Regions from separate parts of the Homo sapiens genome. Here all the other regions are linked to region 1. Evidence: read pairs that join two places in POLR2A ChIA-PET (ENCODE). Cell type or tissue: GM12878. All regions are shown on one strand. Region 1 overlaps LINC01252 (long intergenic non-protein coding RNA 1252). Region 2 overlaps DUSP16 (dual specificity phosphatase 16). Region 3 overlaps ETV6 (ETS variant transcription factor 6). Region 4 overlaps LRP6 (LDL receptor related protein 6).

Evidence for each region. ChIA-PET counts read pairs that join two places held together with the same protein. Peaks named below come from ENCODE experiments on the same cell type or tissue, not always from the same donor. Only the 100,000 strongest peaks of a DNase experiment are listed, where the experiment ranks them.
Region 2: POLR2A ChIA-PET joins it to region 1 with 5 read pairs; 2 of 35 experiments call an interaction of 5 or more read pairs at or near these places.
Region 3: POLR2A ChIA-PET joins it to region 1 with 14 read pairs; 1 of 35 experiments calls an interaction of 5 or more read pairs at or near these places.
Region 4: POLR2A ChIA-PET joins it to region 1 with 7 read pairs; 1 of 35 experiments calls an interaction of 5 or more read pairs at or near these places.

What each region holds. Positions count from the first base shown.
Region 1 is chr12:11,561,765-11,566,764 of GRCh38, reverse strand. It overlaps LINC01252 (long intergenic non-protein coding RNA 1252), which reads right to left. Exons shown (of 8, transcript NR_033890.1): 8 at 2,362-3,064. Among named protein-coding and RNA genes, the nearest start is that of LINC01252, 16 kb to the right of the region's middle. In GM12878, no CTCF peak of the experiment used is centred here; DNase peaks (open chromatin) are centred at 843, 1,284 and 2,774; H3K4me3 peaks cover 724 bases; H3K27ac peaks cover 4,394 bases.
Region 2 is chr12:12,554,796-12,559,795 of GRCh38, reverse strand. All of the region lies in intron 1 of DUSP16 (dual specificity phosphatase 16), which reads left to right. Among named protein-coding and RNA genes, the nearest start is that of DUSP16, 5.6 kb to the left of the region's middle. In GM12878, no CTCF peak of the experiment used is centred here; no DNase peak of the experiment used is centred here; H3K4me3 peaks cover 1,765 bases; H3K27ac peaks cover 876 bases.
Region 3 is chr12:11,772,832-11,777,831 of GRCh38, reverse strand. All of the region lies in intron 2 of ETV6 (ETS variant transcription factor 6), which reads right to left. Among named protein-coding and RNA genes, the nearest start is that of ETV6, 130 kb to the right of the region's middle. In GM12878, no CTCF peak of the experiment used is centred here; no DNase peak of the experiment used is centred here; H3K27ac peaks cover 3,180 bases.
Region 4 is chr12:12,170,195-12,175,194 of GRCh38, reverse strand. The region is part of intron 7 of LRP6 (LDL receptor related protein 6); the gene reads left to right. Among named protein-coding and RNA genes, the nearest start is that of MIR1244-4, 61 kb to the right of the region's middle. RefSeq lists a silencer at 2,938-2,987. In GM12878, no CTCF peak of the experiment used is centred here; DNase peaks (open chromatin) are centred at 2,041 and 2,894.

The DNA of each region.
Region 1 (5,000 bases):
ATGGTGGCACGTGCCTGTAGTCCCAGCTACTCGGGAGGCTGAGCAGAAAAATCGCTTGAACCCGGGAGGTGGAGGTTGCAGTGAGCTGAGATTGCGCCACTGCACTCCAGCAGCCTGGATGACAGAGCAAGACTCCGTCAAAAAAAAAAAAAAATCAAAACTATAAACCTCTTAGGAGAAAGTGCTGTAGTAAATATGCATGAACAGCGGTTAGACAAAGCCTTCCAAGCTATAACACCATAGAAAAAAGTGGCCCCCAAAAGTAATAATAATAAATTAGACTTCCTTAAAAAGAAAACTTTTTCTGCTTCAGAAGACACTATCAAGAAAGTGAAAAGACAACCTACAGTAAGAGAGAAAGTATTTGCAAATCATATAACCAATAAGGGACTTTTATCCAGGATATAAAATAACCTCAAAACTTAACAGTATAAGACCACCCAAGTAAAAATGGGCCAACTATTTGAATAGACATTTCTTCAGAGAAGATAACTAAATGATCAATAAGTACATAAAAAAGCTCAACATCATTAGTCATTAAGGAAATTAAAATAAAAAATAAAAAACATGTGATACTGCTTCACACCCACTATGATGGCTATATAATAAAAAAGATGGCCAATAAAAATTGTGGGGGAGAATGCAGAGAAATTGGAACCCTTATACATTGCTGGTTGAAATGGAAAATGCAGCAACTTTGGAAAACTCTTTGACTATTTCTCAAAATATTACAAATAGAGTTACATAGGACCTAGCAATTTCAATGTTGGATGTATATCCAACTGAACTGAAAACACGTGTTCACACAAAAACTTGTACACGAATGTTCATTGCAGCATTATTCATAATAGCCCCAAGGTGGAAACAACCTAAATTTCCATCCACTAGTGAATGAATAAACAAAATGTGGTATAAGCATACAGTGGATTTCCCCTTTCACTCAAAAGATATTTCAAGATATTATTAAACTTAAATTTTAAAATTAGTTTCCTTTGCTTTATGCTAAGAGAATAATAAGTCCTGTGGAATTTGTGATTTCTTAAACTTACTTTTAGACAAACCATTAAATTATAGTAAATATTTCAGGCACATTATAAAAGATGGCATGTGGTTTTGACGCATACATAATTTTATAAGTATTTATTAAATAAAATATGTTACTTACATCAACCATCCCCAACCTTTTCGGCACCAGGGACAGGTTTCGTAAAAGACAATTTTCCCACGGATGGGGGTTGGGTGGAGGGTTTCAGGATGAAACTGTTCCACCTCAGATCATCAGGCACTAGATTCTCATAAGGAGCTCACAGCCTAGATCCCTTGCATGCACAGTTCACATGGTTTGCTCCTATGAGAATCGAATGCTGCTGCTGATCTGACAGGAGGCAGAGATCAGGCGGTAATGCTCACTCACCACCCCCTGCCACCTTCTGCTGTGTGGCCCAGTTCCTAACAGGCCATCAACAGGTACTGGTCCATGGCCTGGGTACTGGGGACCCCGGAATTATATTACTCAGCTGTCTCTACATTTAGGTATTACTTATTTTGCCTGCCAAAGAGTAAAATGTGTTAAAACTTCCCAATACAATTAGTTTCTGTAATTTTCTTCTTGTCTTTCTGTTGTGTTTTGTTCTCTATATATTTATCTAGTGTTTATGAATAAAATTACACAACTCATACTACAGCACAGCTTTATCAATAAAGTGGAGATTTTTACCCTACTTTTCATTTTCTACCTTAAGTTATACTTTGTCAGATGTTAATTCCTGCTTTCTTTTTATTTTAATTTCTTGGTATATCTTTGCTTATCATTTTGCTTTCAATGTTTATGCTTATTTTGGTTTGAGTATGTTTTATAACCTACATAGACTGTGTGTGTATATGCTTGTAAGTGCAAGGGTGTGTATTTAACCAGCTTGAGAACCACTGTCTTTTAATAGCGAAGTTTAAGAAGTTCAACCCATTTTCATTATTATTATTGTTACATATTTTACTATAATACATTATATGTAATATATATTTTTATATTTCACTGTGTCTGGGTATGGTGGCTCATACCTGAAGCCCTAGCAGTTTGGGAGGCTGAGGCGGGAGGACTACTTGAGCCCAGGAATTTAAGATCAGCTTTGGCAACATGAGATCTCCATTTCTACAAAAAGTTTAAAAATTAGCCAGGTGTCATGGCTCACGCCTGTAGGCCTGGCTACACGGGAGGCCGAAGCGGGAGGATAGCTTGATCCCAGGAGGTCAAGGTTGCAGTGAGCTGTGTTCACGCCACTGATCTCCAGCCTGGGCAACAGAGCAAGACCCTGTCTCAAAAAACCAAACCAAACCAAACAAAACTTCATTGCTGTTTTTCTGTTTTGTAATTGCTAGACTATGTTTTGTTTTATTGATGTCTTCTTCGATAATGTTCAAAATTATCAATTACGTTTCTCAATTTTTCAATTGAATAAATCAGAAAAAATGGATATATATAACAGCATAAACATAAAAACCTTACAAGCATTGAATAATATCTTAAATTAAAGGACAAAAAGACTGAGAAAATATTTGCAACAAATAAGATACATATTCACAATACAATCCACAATATAAAAGAAGTCATGAACATCCATAAGAAAAAAATGGGTATAGCAGTCAAAACTGTATTTGGCTACGAGAACCAGCAAAACATACCATAGTGGCTTAACAGATGAAAGGAAGGACTGTTTCACTTGGGTAATAAGAAGTCCCATGGGAATCAGTCCAAGGCTGATACATTGACTCCAAGTATCCCCAGTGTCCCAGGCTCTGTAAATCTTTAGGTTCATGCATTCTTAGTATGCAGTTTTTATCTTTTTGGTTTCAAAACGACTGTTGCATCTCCTGGCAGCTCAAGTGGAAAGAAGACAGAAATTGGAGAGGAATGCACCAGAAGACTTATTTCTCATATCAATAAGGGGGTGGGGGTGGAACATCAAAATTTAGCTTTTACTCTCTCTATAGTGGAGTCAAGTAAGGGAGAAACATGTTGCAAATGGAGATTGGCTTGGCCAAAGTACAGCGCCTGCTACATAGAGAACTGAAATAGAAAATTCACAAAATAAGAAATTAAAAAATAAAAAATCATACCAAAATAACAATCCACTAAATAGTAATCAAAGCAATTTATGAAAAACTCTTTGGCAGGATTAGAAAAGTTCTTATCTCTTTGGTCTGTCCATTTTAAGTCCAGTACCCAATCCTTAGAAAATAATTTAAAACACAGACAAAATGTACCTTCTAGACTATTTATCAGTGTTTTGTTGTTGTTAGTTTTGATTTTATTATATAACCTATACATTTGTTTATGCCAGGCAGCTTCTTTTAGGTTGCAAGGAACAGATACATCTTGAAGTTGCCTCAGTTTATGGTTAATGTTGTAAGAACATATGAAAGCAGGAACAGAATAAAATAATGTCATCAGCCACAAGCTGAGGAACGGGACACACAGGTCTCCCTGAGCCCAGCTATTCTGATAAGAAGCAGCTCTATCAGTCCATTATCTTGCTCTTTAAGAGTGGACATTTGTGGCTCTCGACACAGTGCTCTGCCATTATGACTCAGCTTCTCTCTTTTTTTTTTTTTCTTTTTGACAGGGTCTCATTTTGTCACCCAGGCAAGAGTTCAGTGGCATGATCATAGCTCACTGCAGCCTCAAACTCCTGGGCTCCAACTGCACTGGAGGATACTCTCACCTCAGTCTCCCAAGTAGTTGGGAGTACAAGTGTACAACACTATGCCTGGCTAATTTTGTACAATTTTGTAGAGATGGGGTTTTGCTATGTTGCCCAGGCTGGTCTCAAGCTCCTGGCCTCAAGCAATCCTCCCACCTCATCCTCCCAAAGTGCTGGCTGGGATTACAGGCATGAGCCACCATGCCCTCGCTACTCCTTAAGTACTATGCTCTTAAAATTAACATTTTAGGCTAAATCTACTAGAATGATGCATTCAAGTATTTTATAATTTTATTTCAAGTTTTCTTAAAGAAGCAAGGTGTGCTAACTATAGAGCACTTGGGAAATACAAAAATTATACAAAACAGTAAAATCGCCCATAGTCTCACAGTTCGAGGTAACCATTATTAATATTTTGGTGTTTTTCCTGGGGCCCTTTTATCTTTGATAATTTTTTCCTTTTTCTCTCTAATTTGAAGAAGAAAAAGCTTTGTTATTTGTATCATCAAAAGTTAGAGTGAGTATATATGACCAGAAATAAAAATGAACAAATTACACAACACATTTTGGTTGATGTACAGCATGCGAGACCGAATATGAACAAAGATGGGATACCAAATGCTATTAATATCTTTCTATTTAAAATAAAATTTCAGGCCAGGTGCAGTGGGTCATGCCTGTAACTATGTAATCCCATAACTTTGAGAGGCCGAGGCAGGCGGATCACTTGAGGTCAGGAGTTTGAGACCAGCCTGGCCAACGTGGTGAAACTCCGTCTCTACTAAAAGCACAAAAATTAGCCGGGTGTGGTGGCACGCACCTGTAATCCCAGCTACTCGGGAGGTTGAGGCAGGAGAATCGCTTGAACCCAGGAGGCAGAGCTTGCAGTAAGCCGAGCCTGGGCAACAGAGCGAGAGTCTGTCTCAAAAAGTAAAACAAAATAAAACCTCAGAAATTCAGTTCCATTCATTTGCAATTGTTTCTACATAAGCTGATCTGAAACTTACCTCTGAATTACGTATGAAACAATTTGCCAGGTGAATTCATAGCATAAACAAAATGACTAGGGGCATGTTTGACTTATGTGAGGGCTTTTAAGGATTTTTAAACACCTTAACAGCACCCCTGTTTCTCTACTCATTAATTATTAGTTTTCAGACAAGATCCAGCACATTCAGAGTGGTATGGCCATAGACAATAACTAGTTTCCAATGAGTCTCATCTGTTCATTAAAGTTTGTCATCCCACAGAGCAATGAAAAGTGAAGAAAATAGGTTTACATTCTGAGACATGCTTCACCAT
Region 2 (5,000 bases), 990 kb before region 1:
TGTGTTAGTGTGTTTTGATGCTATTTTCTGTAAATCCCTGGACTGGGAATTTAATTTCATACAGTGTTTAGCATATGGGATTAATATATTGATGAAGCAGACTTATATAGCTGTCCAGTATTAAATTTTTTCAATTTTCAGCTAATCCTAAAAATCCTACTAAATATAATTTGCTAGAATTACCAGTGTAATAATTTATCCTAGAACTCCCAAGTTTTCCTAGACAAAAATAATTTTCTACTTCGTGTTACCTGAACTAAAAATTTCACTGGACATTCAGTGTTTTTAAAATGCATTAAGTTCTCAAGCAAAAGGTACTTTAATTTGAAGAAGTAAATTAATATAGGGTGAACTGATTTGGATCAGAATCCCAAGAAAATAAGGAGATAACTTAGAGGAAATAAAACAGATTTTATGACAGATTTCAACAGATGAAAGAAACTAGTTAAAAAGATTTCACAGGAAAAACCATAGTTGGTGCTTGATTGGCTTTAAAAGAAATTTACTGATCATTTAAAACGGAGATATTCACCATCATAAAAGAAAATCCGAATGTTGGCTTAAACAAAAACATAATTAGGAAAATAAGTCTTGCCCAAAGCTACATATGATAAATTCCAAAGCCAGATGTCAATTTTTTTTTTCTGATTTTCTTGTGTTGTAGACAATCTGTTATTTGTATGCATTTCATTATCCTTGATGATCAAGGGTTGGCTGTGTGAAGAGAGGTTCATAAAGGTTGGCCGAATTTAAAGAAGCAGGCTCAGGCTTTAAGAAGAGCTGGTTCTTCTACACAAATGGATTGAGACAGGGAGTTAGAATTTTAATCAAATAAATAACTGGAGGAAACAGTGGCTCAAAAGAAGGATGTAAGACAGATTACCTTGGACAGGTACAAAGAAATAATAAAAGCTTGCCAGGAGTATGATCAGTAAGGAAGGGAACAGAATACATCTTGCCATGAAAGGAAAGAGGAATAAGTGGAAAAATGCCCTCTGATACCTCAGCAACAAGAGAGAGGAATGAAACTTCACGCCCTTCTTGACTGGGGTTAGAAACATCATTATAGGTATTGCCACAAAGTCACAAGATTTTTTTATTACATTAAAAAATGTAGGCCAGGCGTGGTGGCTCATTCCTATAATCCCAGCACTTTAAGAGGCTAAGGCAGGAGGATCACTTGAGCTCAGGTGTTGAGAACAGCCCTGGCAACAAAGACCTTGTTTCCACAGAAAATCAAAAAATTAGCTAGGTATGGTAGTAGTACGCAGCTGTGGTGCCGGCTACTTTGGAGGCTGAAGTGGGAGGATCTCTTGAGCCTGGGAGGTCAAGGCTGCAGTGAGCTATGATGGCACTGCTGCGCTCCAGCTTGGGCAACAGAGCAAGACAGTGTATCAAAAAAAAAAAAACATATAATCTTGAGGGATAGTGATTGATAGGGTAAATTATGAGCATTACTTATATGAGAATGTAAAATTTAAAATTGTCAGAAATAAAAAGAGGGATTCGCTGTAATATCATGGCCTATTTTGAGTTATTTGAAAGGGAGGGATACATTATAAACTGAAATTATTAACTGAATTTCTGGATTAACTACTGATAGGAATCAAGCAAAACATTTGTTAGCAGTATGCTGTTTACATGTGCTGAGATGGATTCCAAAAGTTGGGGACACTGGCCCATGTTATGGAGAACAGGATTATAAGAATTTTAAGGGAGATACATACATATGCAAAGATAATTACCAGACAGCTGGCAAGTGCCAAATTCAGGTACAAAAGAGAAAGAGGGCTCAGGGAGGTAATCTTCATAGAGATAATAGAATTTGACCCTGGCCTTAAAGATTGGTTAACATGTGTATGGAGAGAGGGAAGTGGGGGAGGCGAAAGGCGGAAGGTATTCACCCATCTCATTCAGCAAATTTATGCTGATCCTCTACCAAGTGCTAGACCCTGGCCATACAGTGGAAAATAAGAGAAAGTTTTTGCCCTTACGTAACTTATATTCTAGTGGGAGAAGACAGGACAATAAACAAAGACAGTAAACAAGTAAACAGTACATTAAAAAAGTGATGTTAAATAGTGGTCGGTAGTAAAGGTAATGATCAGGGTCGATAAATTGCACTTATTCTGTGAATCACTTGCTTTGCCTATGATAGTCTAATGAACAGTCTTCATGTTATAACTTTTTAATATTCATGTGCAGTCCAAATGAATTTGAATAAAAATCTACACATTAACCAGTTTTTAAAAAAAGAAATGGGAATTAAAGAAAAAGAAACCTATGTGACTTTTTTTTAGGTCAAAGCATGGAAACTTAGATTTTTTTTTTTTTTTTTTTGAGACGGAGTCTTGCTCTGTCGCCAGGCTGGAGTGCAGTGGCGCCATCTCGGCTTTCTGCAGCCTCCGCCTCCCGGGTTCAAGCGATTCCCCTTCCTCAGCCTCCCGAGTAGCTGGGACTACAGGCGTGTGCCACCGCACCCAGCTAATTTTTTTTTGTATTTTAGTAGAGACGGGGTTTCACCACGTTGGCCAGGATGGTCTCGATCTCCTGACCTCGTGTTCCACCCGCCTTGGCCTCCCAAAGTGCTGGGATTACAGGTGTGAGCCACCACACCCGGCCAGAAACTTTAAATTTTTTTTTTAATGCCTTGTTAATGTATCCACAGTTCTTTTGCTGCCATTTGCTAAGAATCTCATGTTTTTTTACAATGAGATTAATGTCATTGTTTACTGTTCAGTTAGCTTTTTCACGTATTGGGCTATATTCTTAGGTTAGACTCTCTGTTAGGAACAATAATCACCATAGTGTCATAAAGTGAAGCTAAATTCCAAAGATTGTTTTGTATGGGAACATACAAAAGAAAAGATGTACAGACAATAAACTGTTAGGCTTAATTACCAATAGGTAAAATAGGGTAAGGGATGACACCTGTTCAACTCTTGTCCCTATGGCATATTGTTCCTGTATTACTACAAAAAGTAAAAACCTGAAGCAAAGATGTTCCAAAATGGGGAAGTCTTGATCTTTCCTGTAGTTATTGGACTGCCAGGTTTGTTTTGTTATTGTTTAGAAGATGTCCTTCATAGTGGTCAACTAAAAACTGATATTATCAGGAGCTATTTCATGTTTTGGGGCACATTTTGTTCTTCTGAAGCATTCTTTAAGAAATATGTGCCCTTCACTCTTTTTGCAGTTTTTAATTTTTTTTTTTTTAATTAAAGATGGGGTCTGTCTCTGTCACACAGGCTGAAGTGCAATAGAGCAATCATAGCTCACTGTAGTCTCAAACTCCTGGGCTCAAGCAGTCCTCCTGCCTCAGCCTCCCAAGTAGCTGAGACCACAGGTGGTGCATGCCACCACACCCGGCTAATTATTATTATTTATTTTTATTATTTTTATAGAGATGGGGGTCTCACTTTGTTGCCCAGGCTGGTCTTAAACTCCTGGCTTCAAGCAGTCTTCCTGCCTTAGTCTCCCAAAGTGCTAGGATTACAGGCACAAGCCACTGTGACCAGCAAAACTTTTTTATAGGTGAAATTGAGGTAAAGGATTTTAAAAAGTGTTGATATTAAGTGTGTCTATAGAACCAAATCCCTCAAGAATTATTCTGTATGCACCTAACCAATTTTCATCTACAAAATACTTGAGATAAACCTATGGGAAACAATTTTAATACAAGGTAGGAAATTCTTTAGTGCTCTCTTGATTTCCTCCTAAACTAAATGCTTAATTTATTTAATTTTTATTTTTTTGAGACATGGTCTTACTCTGTCGCCCAAGCTGGAGTGCAGTGGTGTCATCACAGCTCACTACATCCTTGACTTCCTCGGTTCAAGGGATTCTCCCACCTCAGCCTCCCAAATAGCTAGGACTATAGGCATGTGCAACTATACCTAGCTAATTTTTTATTTTGTGTAGAGACAGGGTCTTGCTATGTTGCCCAGCTAGTCTTGAACTCCTGGGCTCAATCAATCCTCCCACCTCGGCGTCCCAAAGCATTGGGATTACAGGTGTGAGCCACCATGCTTGGCCTTAATTTAGAAAAGAATTACAGCTATAAATGCTGTGGGTCTGTGGTATGTGTAATAAAAGTTAATCTGACTTGTACTCCTCAAAAATATTTGGGAAAGACAGAAGAATTCAGGTTTGTTTTAATGTCTATGTATGTTGGGGTGGGGCAAATTGCGTTTATAGAAAAAAGATGTAATGGTATGGCAAGATAATTAATATTTAATATATCCATTATTTCTCTTAAAATAAATGGGGAAAGATGTGTAGAGAAGTATATGCTACTTACAGTGTGCGTTGTACTAGTTTTTAAATACACAGTTTATATCCCAGGATAGTAGAGTAGGCTTTTGACAAATGTTTGTCAAATAATTTCAGTCAGTTCTTACACCTGTTGCTTTTTATAGCCGTTCCATTATATCTCTAGCTTAGAGCACTGTGTTTTGAGCTTTGAGTTGCAGTTTGCAAGGGGTTGACTTATAGTCTTGGGCATGGACTCTTATTTGAGCCATGTGCTCACTCTAGAACGGGGTCTCTGACCTCACCTCCAGCTTTGACCCTGTGGCTGACCTGACTTCTTCTTTTCCAAAATGATGGGTGGTTGTTTCCAGTCACCTTTTTCGGCTCACAGTGTAACAGCTCCTTCTCTTCCCGAGCAGCTGAGCTGTGTGCTCTTTGGATCACTTCTCAGAATACTAAGGTATATGTATTGCCATGCTGGCTTATTTTGTAGTGGGTTTATTTGTTGTTGTTGCTTGGTTTTTGTTGTTATTGTTTGGTTGGTGGAAAAGAAAATTCCTCGAGAAGATAGTTCTTGACTTGTTTTGTAAACTGTACATGGTATATGAAGCATAGTATTATTTCCTCTTCCTTCGTAGCTTTAGTTAAACATCTTGGGTTGACTTGAGAAAGAATTGGTAAGAATGATATTTTGATAATACCCACCAACCAAAAACTAACAAAGACTTTTTTTTTTTAATTGAGACAGT
Region 3 (5,000 bases), 210 kb before region 1:
GAATAAATGGCTTAAACTGGGGCCAAAAGGATGAACTAGAATTACAGGGAATTAATCTTGCTAGGGTGGGGGGTGGAGGTGGGTCAGGGGGAAGGGTTTGGAATGAAGAAGTGTGTTGTAGCCAGAAGAAAGAGGCGAGAGAATGTGATCAGCATGGGAAATGGGAAAGGCCCAGTACAGCTGGTGCATTTATCCTACTTACAGCAGGAAGACAAGGAGGGGTTTTAAGCGCAGGTGGGGAGGGGACAATGGAAAATGCACGCCCAGATTTGCATTTTGACACAATAAATCTAGGTGCAAGCTGCTGGGTACAGAAGTGACCCACTACGCCCTGATGGACAGAAATAATCCTGGGCAATGCCAGAAGAAAAAAAAAACAAAAAAACTCCACAGTAAAGAGAAAGAAATTCTACCCACAATCCTTCTACCTAGAGATAACCACAATAACTATTTTCCTCCATAGCCTTTTGGTTTATTTTTATGGATTAAAAACAATTGAGATGACTCTGAAGAGAGAGATTTGTACCCTGCCTTTTCAATTATATTATATGAGCATTTAAAAAACGTGATTTTTTTTTTTTTTTTTTTTTTTGACACGGAGTCTCACTCTGTCACCCAGGCTGGAGTGCAGTGGCGCTATCTCGGCTCACTGCAAGCTCCGCCTCCCAGGTTCACGCCATTCTCCTGCCTCAGCCTCCCGAGTAGCTGGGACTACAGGCACCTGCCACCACGCCTGGCTAATTTTTTAAATATTTTTAGCAGAGACGGGGTTTCACTGTGTTAGCCAGGATGGTCGCAGTCTCCTGACCTTGTGATCCACCCGCCTTGGCCTCCCAAAGTGCTGGGATTACAGGCGTGAGCCACTGCGCCCGGCCTAAAAAATGTGATTTTTAATTAGTGCATAATAGTCCCACATAATGACCTGCCTTAATTTATTGAACCTTGCTGGTGGTGGCCTCTGCTGCTCTGCAGAACCATGTGTAAGAAGGTTTGTCAGCATCGGAGAGTGTTCCCTAGGGATGGGTTATTAGAAAAGGAATTAGTGAGCCAAAGAGCAAAAGTGTTTTCAGGTCCTTTACCCATATTGCTGAAGTGCTTCCATAAAAGTTATGCTCACTGGATTATATTTTTGTTCTGCGGCTGCTGGTGATTTTTCATTTCACTTCCATATGTAGCCTCCCATGTGAAGTGCTGAACGTTTGGAGTGACCAGGTGTGTCAGATAGAAAGAATGTGTCCATCTCCTCATAGCTACATGTGTATTGAAAATTAACATTTAAAAAATTCTGGCTGGGTGTGGTGGCTCATGCCTTTTATCCCAGCACTTTGGGCGGCCACAGCAGGAGGATAGCTTGAGGCCAGGACTTGGAGACCAGCCTGGGAAACATAGCATGATACTGTCTCTACAAAAAGAAAAAAAAAAAAATTCCCTGCCAGTTCAAAAAACAAAAACTGATATTTTATTATTCTAAAAATCAACATTTCTAGTATTTGTTGGTATTTATTCTTTGGTGAGTTATTTAATTTAATGATTGAGCCAAGGTGTAAGTCAGGTCTCCATACTGGGACATTTTTAATGCTGCTGTGACGGGCTTTAGCATAGCACAATGTCCCGCATCCTCATCAAAACATCACTGAGGATTCACGTTCAGTGTAAAGAATCAATTCTATCACCCCAAAACCTCCCTGGGCTTAGTCTTGAGCCCCTCTTTCCACATAACCGTGAGCTCCCAGGCTAAATCTTGAAATGCCACTGCTGGTGACTCTTACAAATCCGGGGCTGGTAATAATCACCATCAAGCACAATTAGCAGGCTTGATGCCTGGCACTGTGGTAGACATGGTGTAAGGTGGATGAAATGGGTCTCTAGAACTTTAGAAATGCTGGTGAGACTGAAAATACCAGGTTAGACAGACCCAAAGAGCCACATGAAACAAAAACAGATCAGCACAGTGAAGCAATCAATAACATATTGACGTGTATGGAAAATAGTAATAACTTGGTGCTCAGTGCAGGGAACCCTCGCTGTCTCAGTGACTGCTCAGAAACCACTTCTTGGATGCGCTGCTTGTATGGTTTATCACGTTCCCTGGCCCTTCGGCAGCTCACCCGACAGGAAAACTTATAAATGTGGACTCAGTGTGAGCAATGACCTGAGCAAAGACCTGAAACTAAAGCAGTGATGGCGCCTTCTGCACACATCTGGTGGGGTAGGTGGAGTCTCCCCTCTAGATTGTAAATTCCACGGATTAACAAGAAAAGCGTCTGTTCTTGTCTACCACGGTATTCACAGTGCCTAGCAGCTATGTGGTTGATCACAGGTGCTCAGTTAATATTTGCTGAAGATGTAAATACAAAATTACCCTAAAGACATTTTAATGAATAATAAAGACAGCAGTGTCTGTATTTGACTTATGGTTTAACCCCAGCACTCATCACAAGGCCTGCCACTAAATAAGACTGGTAAACGTTTGTTGTGAATAGTTAAGTTTTTTTCCACAGTCCACTTTCTAGGATTAGAATCTGTGTGAGGGAGGCTGCAATACAACATCAGCTTCCCTGGTTTCTGCCATCAGTTCTGCTGCCGCCATCCAGTCATCTTCCTGAGGCCACAGTCCTAGGGACATCGGCTTTACCCTTCAATAGCCCAGCTTTTTCCTTTACTCCCAATTATTAACAGTGAAATTCTCAAACCACAGTTTTGACTGCGGAAAGCAAACTCATCACTGGTTCAAAGCTTCTTCCAAGGCTGAAACCATACAGAGACAGAGAATTACAAATACAGCACACAGAGGGCGTCTAGCCACACACAAGTCTGCAGAGATCGTGTTTTTATGCCCAGAGTTCCTGATTAGAGACATTCAGCTGAATAATGATCCACACATAGCAAGAGGAAGGTCTGATCCCCTTGTCCTGCCTGACCCCGGGGCTACGGTCCCTCTGCTGCATAAACTCAGAATTCCTGGGGGACATCTAAAGCAGTACCCTCTGTCATTCAGAGACCAGCTAACAAGTTGCTGGTTGTTCATTTTCTCCAAGTTCCTTCAAGGAGCAGTTTTGATGTGGTCCTCAGTACCGTGGCTGGCGTGCAGGCATGTATTTTACCAGCTTGATTGTGCTAGAAAAGGTGGTTAGCTGAAACAGGTTTACAGGTAACATACTTCAGACAGACTATGAGTTTTATATAATCTTTTGTGAGCCAAATGAAAACCTGGGCACCATTTATTTACATTTGTTTATTCCTCTTGGGAGGAGGGAAAGGTGCTTCGGGAGCCAACAAAGTTCTGGAACACAGACACTAAGGTATAGCTCATGCTTGTTATATCACATCCCTACAGGACCTAGGACAGGCAGGTGTGCAGGGCACTTTAACTGATGACATGAAGGCAGAGTCCATAGTCTCTTCACCTACATCCAGCCTTTGACTTTCTGAATTCTTCTCTCTGCACAAGCCCCAGTATTCTAACTGCAGACTCTCTTGCGTGGTTAACACACAGGATCTCTGTGCAGTTCCCTAGGTGGTGGGGCTGTTGTCAGGCCAAAATGAAATCCAGGCAGTTTGTTGACCAGGAAGAACATTGCTCAACCGTGGACCTGAAACTGCTCAGAACCTTCTCAACTCGCCCTCCTTTCTCATTTAACTCTCCTCCTTTCCTTAAAAGCAAAAACAAGATGAACAAATAAGCACCTCTCCTTTTCCTCCCCTTTCTGAGATCTGCCAACTTCCTCTTCCATGGGCCTTGTGGTTGGGTCTTGCTCCCAACGGTCTCTCAAACCCTCAGCCGGCTGAGCTCCAGGTCCGCCCTCAGTTGTGTGATGGCAACAGCCAGTCTCTGCCCGCTTCACTCTCTCTCTCTTCTCTGTGGCAGCACCCAGGAGACGGAGGAGGGCAGATGCCAGCCAGCGCAGCAGCAGGCAGCACTGCATTTCCCCAATGTTCAGGTCCACCACATCGGGTGATGCCTCCACAATGGCATTTGCAACGCAGCCCTGTGGAAGGGAGTTCCAGGAGAACCTCAGCTTCAGAGGACCGCCTTCCCAGACTTGGGGTAGACAGTCTAGGGTCTGTTTATGTTTTCCAAGATACCAAGTATAGTCCTCTTACAAATATGTGCACTGTTTTCCTCAACTGCCTTCATTTTCCTACCAGAACCCTGCTTATTTCTGAAAGTCTTTCCAGCCAGGCCATGAGAAAAGTGCTTCAAACACCTTGGACTGAGCCATGGATAAAGTCTCCTTCAAAGGGGTTCACAGCTATCATGGATCTCTTCCTTATAAGCAGAATAAACAATTTAAACTAGCGGATTACAATAAAATAATGTGTATTTATATTTGAACCAGACAGTGCCAATGTTCTGAAACTGGAATTTCACAATAAGGAAACCATGTTCTCAAATTCAACCTCTCCATCTTGTTCATTCCGACATCATGTCAAGAGCTTTTGCATTTTCCATTCAGTCTCACTGTAGTTGAGACTTGAGCAGAAAGATTTTTAATTAAAAAAAAATTTATATATATATATATGGCTCTTTGAGCTCTTGCTGAATTAAAAAAAATTCTTTATACCAACAAAGTAAACTTAAGACAAAAAGGTGACAAGGCAATAAGATCAAGATTTCATTTTTTTTTTTTTTTTTTTTGAGATGGAGTCTCACTCTGTCACTAAGCTGGAATGTAGTGGTGCAATCTCGGCTCACGGCAAGCTCTGCCTCCCGGGTTCACGCCATTCTCCTGCCTCAGCCTCCCGAGTAGCTGGGACTACAGGTGTCCGCCACCACACCCAGCTAATTTTTTGTATTTTTAGTAGAGACGGGCTTTCACCATGTTAGCCAGGATGGTCTGGATCTCCTGACCTTGTGACCCACCTGCCTCGGCCTCCCAAAGTGCTGGGATTACAGGCATGAGCCACTGCACCTGGCCAAGATTTTTCATACTTCAATCCTGATCTTGGACCTTCCCGAGACCAATCTTAGAAACAGCTTTATGGTATGAGCAATCTAA
Region 4 (5,000 bases), 610 kb before region 1:
CTGGCCTCGAACTCCTGACCTCAAATGATCCACCCACCTCGGCCTGCCAAAGTGTTGGGATTATAGGTTTGAGCCACCATGCCCGACCTGTTTTTTCATTATATACTTTTTATTTTGGTTTCTCCTGCCCACTTTCATTTCTGAGTTTCTACTGACAATGCAGCAACACCTGATAGTATAGATAAAAAGAGAGATTTTCATGTCTACTGTAAGAACATGTGTATTTGCTTTAAATCTTAGAGTAAGCTTCCCTACTTTAAGAGGATACAATGTCCATAGCTAGTTTTGTACAAATCTAATTTTACCTGGCACACCTTTGTTGGGAAACAGAAACAAGGTTTATTAGAACCTTTAGTACCAAGAACTTTTGAATAAAGAAGGTATTATTTTGTATGATGTGTACTGAAAACTTGGCATTTGCTGAATGTTCTGTTTCATATTCTAAGCCTGAAATTGCAGGGCTACATTTTCCTATGATAACTTCCTTTATTTCATCAATACCCTAATAAGGAAATTTGTTTCCCAAGTATTCAAACTTCTTTTTTAAAGGAGTTTCTTTGTCTGGTATCTTAGCCTTTGTACTGTTAAAAACATATAGGAACCTGTTGATAATTTTTTTTACTGTTGGTTTGTAAGATTAATTCCTCATTAAGAAATTATAATAAATCTATTGTTGAGATAAGGCTGTTCTGATAATATGACAAGTATCAACAAGTACTTCCTTTTGAATCTTTGCCAATTTGTAACATTGTGTTTCTTAAAATTGATTATACCTTCAGTTTGAGGCTGGGCACGGTGGCTCACGCCTGTAATCCAGCACTTTGAGAGTCTGAGGTGTGCTGATCACTGGAGGCCAGGAGTTCGAGACCAGCCTGGCCAACATGGTGAAACCCCGTCTCTACTAAAAATACAAAAATTAGCCAAACGTGGTGGCATGCGCCTGTAATCCCAGCTATTTAGGAGGCTGAGGCAGGAAAATTGCTTGAACCCGGGTGGCGGAGGTTGCAGTGAGCCGAGATCAGGCCACTGCACTCCAGCATGGACAACAGAGCAAGACTCTGCTTAAAAAAAAAAAAGAAAGATTGATTATACTTCAGTTTGAGAAATATTCAAAATAACTAATTTAAATACCTAAATATTTGCCCATTTGTGCTACTTTACCACACAACATGTACTGTATGTTAGTATGGATATATATTTCTCCCCAAATCTTCATAACATATGATCAGAGAAGAATGATATTGATAAACTCCATCATTAGATTCCTCAACTCAGCAGAGCACCTGGAGTTTGGACTTAATGTTCATTGAGTTGTAAACCTGGTGCTGGCCTGTTGTGTTATTTTGTGTCTGGGGTACATCGCATAACAATGAAATTTGTGAATTCCTATTTGAAAATTGCTAGTTGATTATTGGGCACAGTGGCTCACACTTGTAATCCTATCACTTTGGAAGGGTTGAGGTGGGAGGATCCCTGGATCCCTTGAGGCTAGGAGTTTGAAACCAGCCTGGGTAATATAGTGAGATCCCCGGCTCTACAGAAAATAAAAATTAGCTGGGCGTGGTAGTGCACTCCTGGAGTCCCAGCTACTTGGGAGGCTGAAGTGGGAAGATCACTTGAGCCCAGGAGTTTGAGACAAGCCTGGGCAACATGGCAAAACCCCATCTCTATAAAAAATGCAAAAATTAGCTAGGCATTGTGGTGTGCAACTGTAGTCCCAGCTACCCTGGAGGCTGAGGTGGGAGGATCACCTGAGTCTGGGAGGCAGAGGTTGCAGCGAGCTGAGATCATGCCACTGAACTCTAGCTTGGGCAACAGAGCAAGACCCTGTCCCCCCAAAAACAAAAGAATTTATTTTAGCTGTGCTTAAAAAGAATGAGAGCAGAGAGGGCAGTTTTCCCTTGTTGACATGTTAATCTTTTCCCTATTAGGTTTTTGGGGCCTCAGGACAGTGAGGCTTTCAGAAGTGTCTTATGAAGCAGTTGAGTATAATTGACCAGGATGTTGACATTCGTCATCATGATGCCTTCATCTGGAACTCTGTTCTCAATTTTTTCGTTTCCTGGAGTAATTCAGGTTTTAGAAAGCTTTGGTCACAGTAGCAATTTTTAGCTCTAACAGAAAAAGAGCATAGTAATTGCAAATCTTTAATATTCAATGCCTGATTCCTTGCAAAAAATATTATAAAACTACCCAGAGTAACTATGATACTTCAATTCTTTTCATATTTAAAATCACTTATATGTACTCAGACTTAATGTATCTTGAAGTAGGTTAAAAGGCTTTGAATATAGCACTGTAATTGCCCCTACCTCTCTCTCAAACAGGTGTGTGGTGTCCCTTTACTTCACCTACTGGGTCCAAAGCATTTCTTTATACTTGTCATCTCAGTGAGATTTGGCATGATTGAAATGTTATTTCCGTGGATAAATATTCTGTGTTTTAAAATCCCATTTGTGTGAAATTATATTTTATGTTCTATGAAGTTGTATCAGAAAAAATATGCTCCCCAACCCTCAGTCATATCTGTCTTCCTTATGTATAAGCTTTTAATTCACTGCTTGTTTTGGATATTGTCTGGAACATTAGAAGAGGAGTGGTTCATTTTGGGCATAATTTGAGTTTCTCTTCTAGAACTTTATAGCATTCCAACTCTAGCACATTTTATGGTGGTTGCTTGGTTGTCCTCCTGCATCTGTTCCTTGAACTTGTCTTGTCAAGTGAAGTTGCATAGCAGCAATTTTGGTAGTAGACTGGCTGCATTCCAAGATTGCATGGGCAGTCCTGTCTTGACATTTAATGAGCTGATGAAATGACTCAAAAACTGGATGTGATGTCTGTAGAAGATTTGCCATTACTTCTTCTTTGTGCAGATAATGTTATGGTTAACCCACGTCTATTTCCTCTTGTAGCCTATATTCTCAGTGTGGTTTAGAATATTTCAGAATGTTAAACCAATGTGCCACAGTGTGGTCAAAGCAGCTGAAACCACTGGAGACTCTGGTTCAGATTTGGAGTTAGATTTTAGAAGTGACAGAAGCCTAATTTCAGTTTAACTAATTAAACCACTCTGAGGTAATACAGTGAAGTACACCCTTAAGAGTTGTCAGATTTAATTAACATTGGCACAGTTTTTAAAGCATAAGTGTAATCTTTTGGAATTGCCTAAAGTGGTTCATTTGTTCTGGGTTCAGAATATACAAACAAGCTTTTGCCAGGATTTGTGTTATTTTAAACATAAGGAGCTTAAACTGTATTTATAGACCTAGTAACCTGTCCAAAACTTTTACAGGAATATGAGAAATGGAATAGTGATTTCTTTAAGACAGAGCAACATGTTCTTATTTCACTATGGTTAACTTGTGCCCGGTAGAAAAAGATTGTGTGGCTGGTACAAGAGAAATACTTAGTGGAGAAGTCAGTTTTCTAATAGTGTCACCTCTACAAAAGTAATGGAAGGAAACATTTCAGAAATTGGACTTTGTGTGAAGGAAAATACATTATCTGTGTGTTTAGATGCAAAGTCTCACAGTCAGATATTGTTTAAGCTGGTGATCCCTTAATCTCTTCGGAGGATCCTTATAATTCCTTTCTATACCATACTAACAAAAATGATAATAGCGTTTATTTATTTATTTATTTATTTATTTATTTATTTATTTTATTTTTTTTTGAGACTGAGTTTCACTCTGTCGCCCAGGCTGGAGTGCAGTGGCACAGTCTCGGTGCACTGCAAGCTCCACCTCCCGGGTTCACGCCATCCTCCTGCCTCAACCTCCTGAGTAGCTGGGACTACGGGCACCCGCCACCACGCCTGGCTAGTTTTTTGTGTGTGTGTTTTTAGTAGAGATGGAGTTTCACCATGTTAGCCAGGATGGTCTTGATCTCCTGACCTGGTGATCCGCCCTCCTTGGCCTCCCAAAGTGCTGGGATTACAGGCGTGAGCCACCGCGCTCGGCCAATAATAGCATTTATTAATAACAGCAGTTATCATCATCATTATTATTTGTGTGTCCTTGGACTTGCTTCTTAGCTTTTTCTCTTCATTTTTTAAAAATTATGGAAAATGTCAGAGTATAGAAAGCAGAGTAGAGACGACCATGAACTACCTAGTTTTAACCATTGTTAGTACATGGCTGATCTAGACTGCAGCGTGTCTTAAGCAGGAGGGCTAAGGAGATGGCAGAAATGGGTTTTCTAATAATATATCTATGGTCTTAATACTTCCTTTTTGACATAGCCTAAAATAAATGAAAGAATCAGGTCTTTGTTGCTCCTTCTAACTAACCTCTTAGCTAGTGTTTTATATGTAAACTTGCAAATGTGACAAGAAGAAAAAAAGTAGTTTTTTTCATCTAAGACGTGTGTGTGTGTGTGTGTGTGTGTGTGTGTGTGTGTGTGTGAAGTAATTTTAACTTCATATTAGAATTAAATAGTATATAGCTTGGAAGAAAGAAAGACCAAATAAAAGACATTTGTTTGAAGCTTTAGTGAGCCTGATCGATCTGAGGTAAGCCTGAAGGTGACAGGTATAGAGGGGACAGTGATGTAAACTAAAAAAGGAACCAATTAATTTTATTATAGGCTGTATGTAGTCACCACTCTGAAGACTCTAATCCAGCACAGTGCAATATGTAGCCACTAATTACATGTGGCTCTGCAGAACTTAAAATGTGCCTAGGTTGAATTAGGATGTACTTTAATTGTAAAACACATTCTAAGAGACCTAGTATTAAAAAAAAAACCATAAATGTCATTAATAAAATTTTAATATTGATTACAGGTTGAGAGAAAAGAATTTTGGATGTGTTAGATTAAATAAAGTATACTATTAAAATTCTGTCTACTGTTTTATACTGTTTTTGAGATGAGTCTCATTCTTTCACCCAGACTGAAGTGCAGTGGTGCGGTGTCAGCTCACTGCAACCTCTGCCTCTCAGGTTCAAGCAATTCTGCCTCAGCCTACCGACTAGCTGGGATTACAGGTGTGCATCTCCACA